Regions from separate parts of the Mus musculus genome. Here region 2 is linked to region 1. A link is a loop called in an ENCODE intact Hi-C map of the cell type or tissue named here. Cell type or tissue: left cerebral cortex. All regions are shown on one strand. Region 1 overlaps Tdp1 (tyrosyl-DNA phosphodiesterase 1). Region 2 holds the start of Psmc1 (protease (prosome, macropain) 26S subunit, ATPase 1).

What was found. Hi-C counts contacts between places; a loop is a spot of excess contacts. Peaks named below come from ENCODE experiments on the same cell type or tissue, not always from the same donor. Only the 100,000 strongest peaks of a DNase experiment are listed, where the experiment ranks them.
Region 2: a loop joins it to region 1, with 6 times the contacts of the local background. A loop is called at or near these places in 19 of 42 quality-filtered maps.

What each region holds. Positions count from the first base shown.
Region 1 is chr12:99,900,263-99,905,262 of GRCm38, reverse strand. Tdp1 (tyrosyl-DNA phosphodiesterase 1) reads right to left here. Exons shown (of 16, transcript NM_028354.5): 6 at 2,881-2,915. Among named protein-coding and RNA genes, the nearest start is that of Tdp1, 18 kb to the right of the region's middle. In left cerebral cortex, a CTCF peak has its summit at 3,081 (motif pointing left); a DNase peak (open chromatin) is centred at 456; H3K27ac peaks cover 184 bases.
Region 2 is chr12:100,107,424-100,112,423 of GRCm38, reverse strand. It overlaps Psmc1 (protease (prosome, macropain) 26S subunit, ATPase 1), which reads right to left and starts at 2,222. Exons shown (of 11, transcript NM_008947.3): 1 at 2,213-2,222; 2 at 40-93. The coding sequence starts at 2,215. In left cerebral cortex, no CTCF peak of the experiment used is centred here; a DNase peak (open chromatin) is centred at 2,245; H3K4me3 peaks cover 1,909 bases; H3K27ac peaks cover 1,093 bases.

The DNA.
Region 1 (5,000 bases):
TCATCACTGATATGCTCAGCAAATATAGTCGTGAAGGTCCGGAGGCCTTGTGGGGTTTCAACATATCCCACAATGCCCACAACCACCACTGGTGCGGTTTCCACAATGGTCACAGTCTCCACATTTCTTTCTTGTTCACCTTAGAGCCTGGCCTGTCAATTCCCGGATGACGTGGGTCATGGCAGCCTTGTAGCCTAGAAAGGCTGTGAGGTGAACAGGCTTGGAAGCGTCATCCTTAGGGAAGGCTCTTCACTTTCCCACAATGCCAGCTGCTGTGCTTGCGAGGCAAGAAGCCTTTAGGATCCATGCCTGGGAGCTGAGAATTTCCTGTGAGACGTCTCGCAGCCACACGCTACTGACAGAGCAAAGCATTTTCACTTTACACAAGTGCAGAGCCTGAGCTGGAGGAAAAGGACTATCTGAGTCACAATGAGCATGAACTCACACATGCCCACAAGCCAGGGCACTGTGTGTACTGACATGGCTGGAGGTGGGATGGTCAAAATTTTCAGTACTAGAAAGTGAGTGGGAGATGCGGCCTTGGTGAGACAGAGGAGCAGCTGGAGCAGTAGGCGGGAAGCATGCCCCTCCCTGCAGGCTATGGCTGGCTCCTGCTTACATGAGGACATTGTCCATTCAGCTGCTTTGTTTCTCCCTATTGATCTCAGAGCCCTCAGAGGTACTGCCCAACTCTGGGGCAAACCAGAGAACTTTCCCATTCTAAAGCATTGTGTGACACATCATGCCTGGAACCACTGTGCACCCTGGAGATGCTGGACAGACCACATCTGTAGATGGAGTGAAATCCTGACTATTTCTATTGTGCCCTGTGCGTGGTACCCAGCCAATGCCTGGTCAGTACATCGCTCAGGTGTGTGTCACCCCAGAACCTGCCTCACAGTGACTGTTGTCCCTGCTGGCTGGGAGGAGAGTTGTTATCACATCACTGTGAGCTGAGGCTTTCCCCTTCTCTATCTCCCATGCTTCGTGCTCTCACTCAGAGGTGAAAAGCTACAAGGACAAGGATGACCGACTTGAGACTCAGTGACATTACAGGGATTGCTTGGATAATTTTCGGCGAGGTAGGATCTCACGTAGACTGTCCTTGAACTCCTGCTTCTAGCTCGGCCTCCTAATTTTTAAAATAATAAACTAAAATCTCCAGACATGATCTCAATCCTTTACAAGATCCTGATGTTCCAGCAAAAACGTAAACCCTGGATACTCTCTGGCTGGGGAGGGTTCCACTCCACTGACGTCTCTGGATTGTGAGCTATTAGATTTAACCTACAGAATGTGCATGTGTGAGCTGCTCTAAGGAGCAAGGGTTGAACGGGGCCAAGGAAATAATGAATCAACTGTAGCACTGAGCAAACAAGAACAAATTAAAAACTAAGGTTAAAAATGATCTCTAGCCCCATGTTCATCCCCAAGGAACGTAAACTCATTTATCCTAGGTCTCTGCTTTCCGGTGTGTGATATTAAAAGAACCAAATAATTTTGATATGATTAAACAAAGGGGAGCTTCCCCTTTGCTCCTTCCCTGCTGCATTCACAGGGAAGCATCACCAAGCCAGCGTCTGAGGCAGTCTTCTGACCCCGCAAGTCTCTCCCGGGGGTGACAGCATGACCGACAAGCTCTCCATTGCTTGCTAGCCCAGAGGGACATCGGAACTTTTCCCCTGTGAAGCTCATTACACAGCGCAGACCACGTGCTCAGCACAAGAATCGGGCACCAGTGGCCCAACAAATCATACCGGGGCCCAAATGGTGACAGGGCTGGCAGAGGGCCTTCTAGAATCAAGAATGTATTTATCCTGGGGTCTCAGCTAAGGGCGAGAGACAAGGATTTCCTGTGTGGTGCTTTGCATTAAGGCTAAGCTGCCCCCACTGACAGCAATCTGTATTCTGAGCTGAAATTGGCATCTTGTGTGCTCAGAGCTAGAAAATGAGTATTTTATGCATGAGTCAGTACTTGAGTTCACTCTAAATTCTCTTTTGTCCCTTAGTGGACAAAAGCTACCAATTAGGGGTGGCCTGTAGATGTTACCCAGGACAAGTCAGAGAATGGAACTATCACTTCGTGCCTAACTGCTTCCAGTCTGGCTCCTTTTCACAACAGACTGGCAAAAATACTGCTGTATGCACACAGAGAGAAAGGCAGCCACAATACTGTCACTTTCCATCTCAGCTTCAGCAGGAAGCAGCGTCAGGCCAGACCGAGGACGGCCACTACCCCTAGCACACTGCTTCCTCTCTGGGGGCAGCAAGGCCCAAACTTCCACTCCTGGATTAAAAGAGAGAACAGCCATCTTCTGTCACAGTCTTTTGCCAAATCCCCTCAAGAGAAATGTGATTTGTAAAAATATTAAAGTAAAGACAACTGCATTTTGTTGTTTTTTCCACTTGAAAAGCCGAATAACCCTAAAAGTACTTGGTGAGAGGCTATGAAACTAAGTTAAAAATAAATCGAGCTGTCACTGGCTCACGTGAGAGGAAGAGGTGGGCCAATTTCTCCTGAGCCATCTCAGAGGAGTTCACTGGAGCCTTGCAGACTGGCAACTTTCCATAAAATCAGTTTTCCTTTATCAGAGTATGGGGCTGACTAATAATAGACTATTCAATGTAATTCATTCTTGCCAAATGACAGAACTTTTAAAAGCAGGTCTGTCACAAGCCCTGACTTAGCACGCAGAGTTGTCTATGACCACAGAACTACTCTTGAATTCTGTCTGCCAATGGCCTTGGCAGATGTCCTAAGCAATAGGCAGAGGCCTCCGAGGCACAGATCACACGCTTCCATGCTGACAGAGAGCTCCTTGATTATGTCCTTTGACCAATTAAAACCATACCTTCCCCCACTTCATAAAAGTTGCTTACGTGTGGTGTGTTCCAAATGCAATATCCAACTTTGCCTAGGATAGGAAAAAAGTAATTTATTTTAAAAAGTTGCACTTAAATGCTTAATTTTCCTGTCTACCGAAAATTAAATGGGGAAGGGAACAAGGCAACTCTTTAAAAACAAAACAAAACAAAACAAAACAAAACAAAACAAAACAAAACAAAACTGTTTGACTGCCCTCTATTGGACAAACAGAACACAGCTTTTATTACAGTATGCAGCAGGCTCATTTAAAATACTTTGGTTGGGGGCTTGGGGGTGGGGTGGGTGTTACCTAATATGATTTAATACATATTACATTTTTAATTACAGAAGTTATAAGTGGGAAACCTAATCTTTTAGTTGCCAAAAAATATAAATGTGATCCCAAACAAAGTTTTAAATAAGATATTTGGCTCCCAAGAAAGTTAGCATGAACAGAGTTTTAAGAACAGATTTAAACAGCATGGAATTGGTGGCAACATAAAGACATCATGATGCTAAGTTGAAAGAGAAAGTTTCATACAAAGGCAGCAGAAGCTGGAGATAAACACCGCCAAGCCCACCTTGTAATCCAGAATGAGTTTTATAAGTGCCGGTATGTCGAGGGTAAACATTTTATCTAACATCTAGCACAAGAGACCCAAGTCAAGCAGGATATGCCAGAAAGAATGGCTATGGAACAAACAAGTCGCTGAGTGATCAGTTTAGGAATACACTGCCTGGCCTCAAATCCTGCCTCACAATTTGCCTGACTTTGGAAAATAACTTATGTTCTATGACTTTGCTTTTGCCTGATTAAAGTGGGCTATTGTTATGAGATTTAGTTGTTAGGGAGAATGAGAAAATATGCCTAAGTGCTTAGGAAAGAGGTCTTTTGTTGTAAGCAATACATCTATGTAAACAGTGTCCTTTCCCAACCATAGGATGGAAGGATGGGACTGGCTGCCAGGGGAGACATGGACAACTGGACTATGAAGTGGGTAGCAGGCAGTCTGCAGAGGCTCCTAGCAGACCCACGAAGCTTGGGGAAATACATGAGGACCAGCATGCATTTGTGCTGTTTGACTAGAGAAGAAAGTTAGGAACTGTATTTCACATCTGTAAAACTACACAATCATTTTACCAGCTCATTTTTAACTGAGAAAGCACAGTGGCTAGGAGAACTGGCTCCCGAGTTTAGTTGGCTACAAGTTACATGCTTCAGGCCAGACTAAGGCACAAACAACAGGGATAAAAGCAACTTCAGCAGATAATCTTTAGCGCATGCTTCTTTTTGGGCTAATGGACCAACTCTTTCAAACGCTGTACCGATGCCACTAGGAATCCATTTTATACACGAACAAGTTAGATTTAACCAAATGGGAAGTGACAAAGCCAGAATGAACATCATGGAATGAGCCTGTGTGTCATCCCCACCCTCCAACTCACACATCAAAGGGCAGAGCCAAGAGGGTCAGTGTTTAGTGAGACAGACTTGGTGGCGTATGTGGGTCTCCAATACAATCAGAGTCCTCACTGAGACCAGAGTGCTAGTGGACCCTCACTTCTCTACCATGAAGAATACTGGGAGAACACAGCAACCACAAGGCACGAGCAGAGTCTTTACCAAGAACCAGAGTGACCTGTACCGTGACCTGACTCTGGCTTCCTAGATGTCTGTTATTTAAGCTGCCCAGTCTAAAAAAGAAAAAAGTTTTCCATCTATAAATGTTACTACAGTAGCCAAGGCACAGTCATATACCCAGACCTAGAGCTGAGGCAGAACTCAGACAAAGTATTTGAGCCCCTTGTTTCCAGCCCCTTGCACTAAATACACAGCCAACTGATTCCCGGATGACTGCTATTACCAGAAACACTCAATATGGAAAGGCACTTCAGCAGGACAGGACAGGGCCACAGTTCTCCTGCATCTCCCACTGGAGCAGTGGTTCTCAACCTGTGGTTGTAATCCCCTTTTAGAGTTGAACAGGGGTTGGCTAGGATTATCAGAAAACACAGATATTTGCATTATGATTCACAATAGTAGAAAAATTAGTCATGAGGTAGCAACAAAATAAAGTTATGGTTGGGGTCAGCACAGCATGAGGAACTGTATTGAAGGGTTGCAGCATTGGGG
Region 2 (5,000 bases), 210 kb before region 1:
CAGTTTCTATGGCCCGATCAGATCTTGCTTGGTATTTACCTTGTCATCCTTCTTGCCACCCCCAGGACCATGGCCACCACTCTGGCTTTGACCCTGAAAGATAAAAAAAGACAAAACACACATAAATTCAGAATACTATCACTTCACTGGTACTTTGGCTCTAAAACACAAGCACCCCCACCCCCACCCACTGTAATGTGTGGAAAATGAGTACCTGGGCTCCCAGGTATGCACTTACTGTGTAGACATTACTTGCCTCTTAGAACCAAGAGCCATGCGACAATGAGGAGCCAGTAAGAAAGCTGGCAGCCAGAGAGCACCCCTCTCAACCGGGAGGTTCAGACTTGCCACCCTCTAATGTCAGTTACCTCCCCGACTGTGAAAAGAGACTCGCCACGCATGGTCATTTACTCTCTCCAGAGATCCACAGGACCCAGAAGACTTTCAGCAGCAACCTACCAAGCTCCTATCCTGACAGCCTGGGACCCAGACAAGACTTCCTTCCCGATCTGAAAAGCTGTCATCTTAAAACGCATGAAAAGCTCATCGGGATTTCTGACTTTAAAACAATGCTTAACACTGGGCGATGCCTTAAATGGTGGTCCTTTAAATTCCTGTGCAAAGATATGTGGTTTAGTGTACGTGTGGGTCTGTGCCCGCATGCCGGGGCACTCGAGAGGAAGCCAGAGGGCGACTTCCAGGGATTCTTTCCTTCTGCCTTGTGGGTCCTGGAGTCAACTCAAGCTGCCAGGCTTCATGTCGAGTGCCATCCCATCTGCCCAACAGTGGAGCTTGAAACAGGAGTAACAGTGGACTCACTGATTCACCACCCTAGGGAAGCACCTCTCACTACAACACTGGTGGCTTCAGTACCAGGACAAAACCACCTCAGAAATGATGCCAAGCATAAAGCACATTCGACCACACGCAAGGCTCGGACCTACTCAGAGCTGGAGTTACAGACCATTCTGGAGCCTGCTGGCATGCATGGGTGCCGGGAACCAAACGTGGGTTCTCTCAAAGTGCAGCAGGTGTTCTTTACCCCTGAGCCGCTTGATTCTCAAAGCCCCCTTGATACACAGGCAGATAAAAGGACCAAGGTCCAGGGAGGTTAACGGCCCTGTATATTGTCACAAAGCTTGTTAGACAGAAATCACACTAAGTTCTGCTGTCTCTCAAACCCAGAGGGTTTCTCAACTGCTCTAGAAAAGAAAGGATTTGTGCCCCACCAATGGTCACTGGCTGTATTTCTGTTTCCTCATTAAAATGGGGACATTAATAATAATCTTCGGGGTTGTTCTAAGAAGTAAGAACAACTCTGGGGAAATGCCTGGCGCATGTTCGGGATACTTTTTGTTTGTTTGTTTGTTTGTTTGCTTTTCCGAGACAGGGTTTCTCTGTGTAACTTTGGCTGTGCTGGGACTCACTCTGTAGACCAGGATGACCTCGAACTCAGAAATCCACCTGCCTCTGCCTCTCGAGTGCTGGGATTAAAGTCGTGCGCCACCACCGCCCGGCTTGGGATACTTTTCAAAGTCATCACCGGTCCTTTGTGTGCTCTGGCCTTCACCTACATTCAGATGCATTGGCCTGGCAGCTCATGATTCGGGCGGACTTCAGGGTTGCCTCCTTTTGCATTTCCTGACCCTCTGCCCTGCCCGGGCTTCGCTCAGCTATCAGTACAGATTACTCCCTTACAACCTTAATTTAGGCCTCGATTTAGATTTCACATCCACGAAGGGTCCTTCGCTGATACCCTAACAAAACCAGCCACCTTCTTACAACACAGCTACGTAACGATCTGGCCCGGTCCTGTTCCCTGACATATTTATTGTCTCCCTGCTCTAGAACGGAAGCGCCATCATCAACCGTGCTCGCCCGGTAACCTCCGTGCCTACATCTGAATCCGGCTCAACCAACCAAACCGGAGAGCGCTGAGCCGTCTGCGGAGAAACACTACGCTGGCTCTGCGGCTCAGCCGCTGTCCCCAGCGTCGGCCGGGCTGTCCCACTCGGCTTCAGCCCTTCAGCGCCTGCCTACTCGAGCGGTTCACAGCCCGGTCTCTCCCTGGGCGCCGTGCATCCTGCCCGCGTCCGCCAGGGAGTGAGATCCGCTCCGACCCGCGATGAACCCGAGCGTCACATCGCCTCGTCCTCCCGCCTTGGGGCGCATGGATGTTTGAGACGACCAGCCGAAACCCTTAGTCACTCACCATCTTCCTTCAGTCCTCCAAATCGCCACCGCCGGAAGTGCATCCACCAAAGCGACCCGGACAGAACGGAAGTAACTTTAAAAAAAAAAAAAAAAAACAGGCTACGGAAGCCTATCGGGACCAACTTCCTCACGGGCGAAGTTGAGCACGAAGGGCTTATTTCGGCGGTTTGGTACAAGGATTGGTTAAACATGTGGGCACTTAAAATAGTTTACTCGAGGGAATTCTAAGTAGCTGATCTTGGGCTTTTGTCAGTAACTTAAGACAATGATCTTGGACGTTGGAGACTTGGGGAAAATATGAAAATTTTAGAAATTTAAAAGGATGCAAAATTATAATTGGGAAGAAGTATTTATGTCAGGCAGGAATGGCGCTTGGGACTGAGAAGTTGATGTGTACACAGCATTTATGATCTTCTTTAGTTTCTGAACTTTGTAGCTCTCTTGAAAATAGTTCTTTGCCGAAAGAGATCTAAATGTGTGCTTTTTTTTTTTTTCTTCCCTCTGATGACAAGGGACTGATGATGGTGGCTAATACTGTGTTAAAATTACCCTTGAGGCGCTGGAGAGAGGGCTCAGCAGTGAAGAGCAGGGGACCCACATGGCAACTAACAACCATTCAGGGCACCTGTAAGCACGTGATGTGCAAACTCATACATGTAAACATAAACAAAGTAATTAAAAATTAAAAAAAAAAAAAAGACAGGACACTGAATGTGGAGAGAGTCCAAGTATCACTGAGGAGGGACACAAACTGGGGCTTGGGGCCCCAGGCAGGTGTTACACATTGTTATTAATTAGTGTTATTAATGTTAACGATAAATTCTTTAGCTTGTCCATGTAAGTACTCTTTGTGTTCCTATTCCTAAGTAAGAGTTTGAGGGATAGGAAATCTGACTCCCTAATTAACAGCTACTTTGAACAAAAGAACTGGTTAGTCAAACAGCCCGAAGGACCTGGCTATTTTGAGTACTCCACAGACACACTGAGAACTATACACAATCCCAGTTGATGGCCTTAGCCGTTCCCAACACCTTGTATCAGACCTTTTGCTATCATTCAATGAATTTCAGAAGACCCTGCCATCATTTCTACCTAGCCCAGGTGGGGCTATTTCCCCTGATGGTCCAGCAGACAGAAACTGTGTGTTGTAAGGTGAAGGTTAAAGGGACAAGGTGACTGGTGCCAACACAAACCTTCATCAATACCCACGTGTGCTATGGTTATCTGAATCTTTATCTTGCTATATATACAGGCTGCTCCAAGCTTGCTGGGTGAGTTGGCTGGAGGACACTCCATTGCTGCCTCCCTGGATGTTGTAACATGAGGCTCAATAAAAGACTTCCTTTGGTCTTGTCTTGCCTGCTTTGATGGTAAAGGGAGGAAGTTAAATTTACTCTTGGGAGGCTGGAGACATGAACTGGTAGCACAGAGAAGCAGCAGATGTGGTGAAGGCAAAGGCGGTGGACCAACGGTGGCAGCAACGTTTAGATGTGTGATTGGGCGCTGAACGGCAACTGGATTGTTTGACAGCAGTGTGAGACAGAGGGAGAAGGGGATGGAAGCAGAGAGTTGTAAGAAGGCGAGAGCTGTAAATGGCTCCAGAGTGGGTAGAGACATGAGGACTGTGAGTTGGAGACCAGCCTGGTCTACGTAGCAAGTTCTAGGCTAGCCAGGGCTACATAGCCTCTGTCTCAGAGGCAAAAAAGTTACAAGTGGGAAGATTTAAAGGGTTCTGGTCTGTGTTAAAAGTGGCTTCAAGGCCAGCATTGCTTGGGATGCCTAGGAGTGTGACCCAAATATGACCGAAAGGACAGGAGGCTCCCTAAGAGGCCGGCACACACAGAACCGATGACGCTTAGGACTTGCCTTCTGTGGGACAGACAACGTTCAGAAGTGCCACAGTCACGTGATTTTAAAATCTCCTTTCTGCCCATCTACACAGTCGTGGAGGGAACTCTCCCTCTTTTCCACCCACACCTTCCATCTCCCTAAGCATCCGGAGAGACTTCGATAACTCAGCTTGCTTTTACTTATCTGTCATGGAGTAAACATAAATTTTGTGGGTTTTTTTTTTTTTTTTTTTTTTGTTGTTCTATTATTTTCTATTTCTTGGGTCCTCTTAAGAGAGGTAGTGTGGCCGGGCAGTGGTGGTGCACGCCTTTAATCCCAGCACTTGGGAGGCAGAGGTAGTGGATTTCGGAGTTCGAGGAGTGAGTTCCAGGACAGCCAGGGCTACACAGAGAAACCCAGTCTCAAGAAAAACAGAGGGAGAGAGAGAGAGAGAGAGAGAGAGAGAGAGGTGGTGTGGGCACTGATTCAAGTAGAAGCCGCATGCTTTAGAAGTTATGGATGGGGATAAGAAGAAGGGGAGGGGAGGGAGAGGGTGGGGGAGGGGAGAAGGTGGGGGAGGGGAGGGAGAGGGTGGGGGAGGGGAGAAGGTGGGGGAGGGGAGGGAGAGGGTGGGGGAGGGGAGGGAGAGGGTGGAGATTATGAATAGCCACATGTGGTGGTTTGAATGAGAATATCTTGGGTAATGTCACCACAATGAGACCCAAGCCAGACGAAGCCTCCCCTCCCCCATCTCAGTGGTCATCTTGTGGCTTTGCCTCTCTCTGCCCCATGTCAGAGTGCCACTTGGGTCAATGACTCAGCTCAGATTTCTCGTTCTCACTGCTATAGCTAGTTTCTGGACACTCACCATGCTCCAGGCTCTCCTGAGGGCGATGGGAATACTGTAATGAGCGAGCAGAAAACAAAATTTTGATGAATTTTGTAATAAGCAGGTA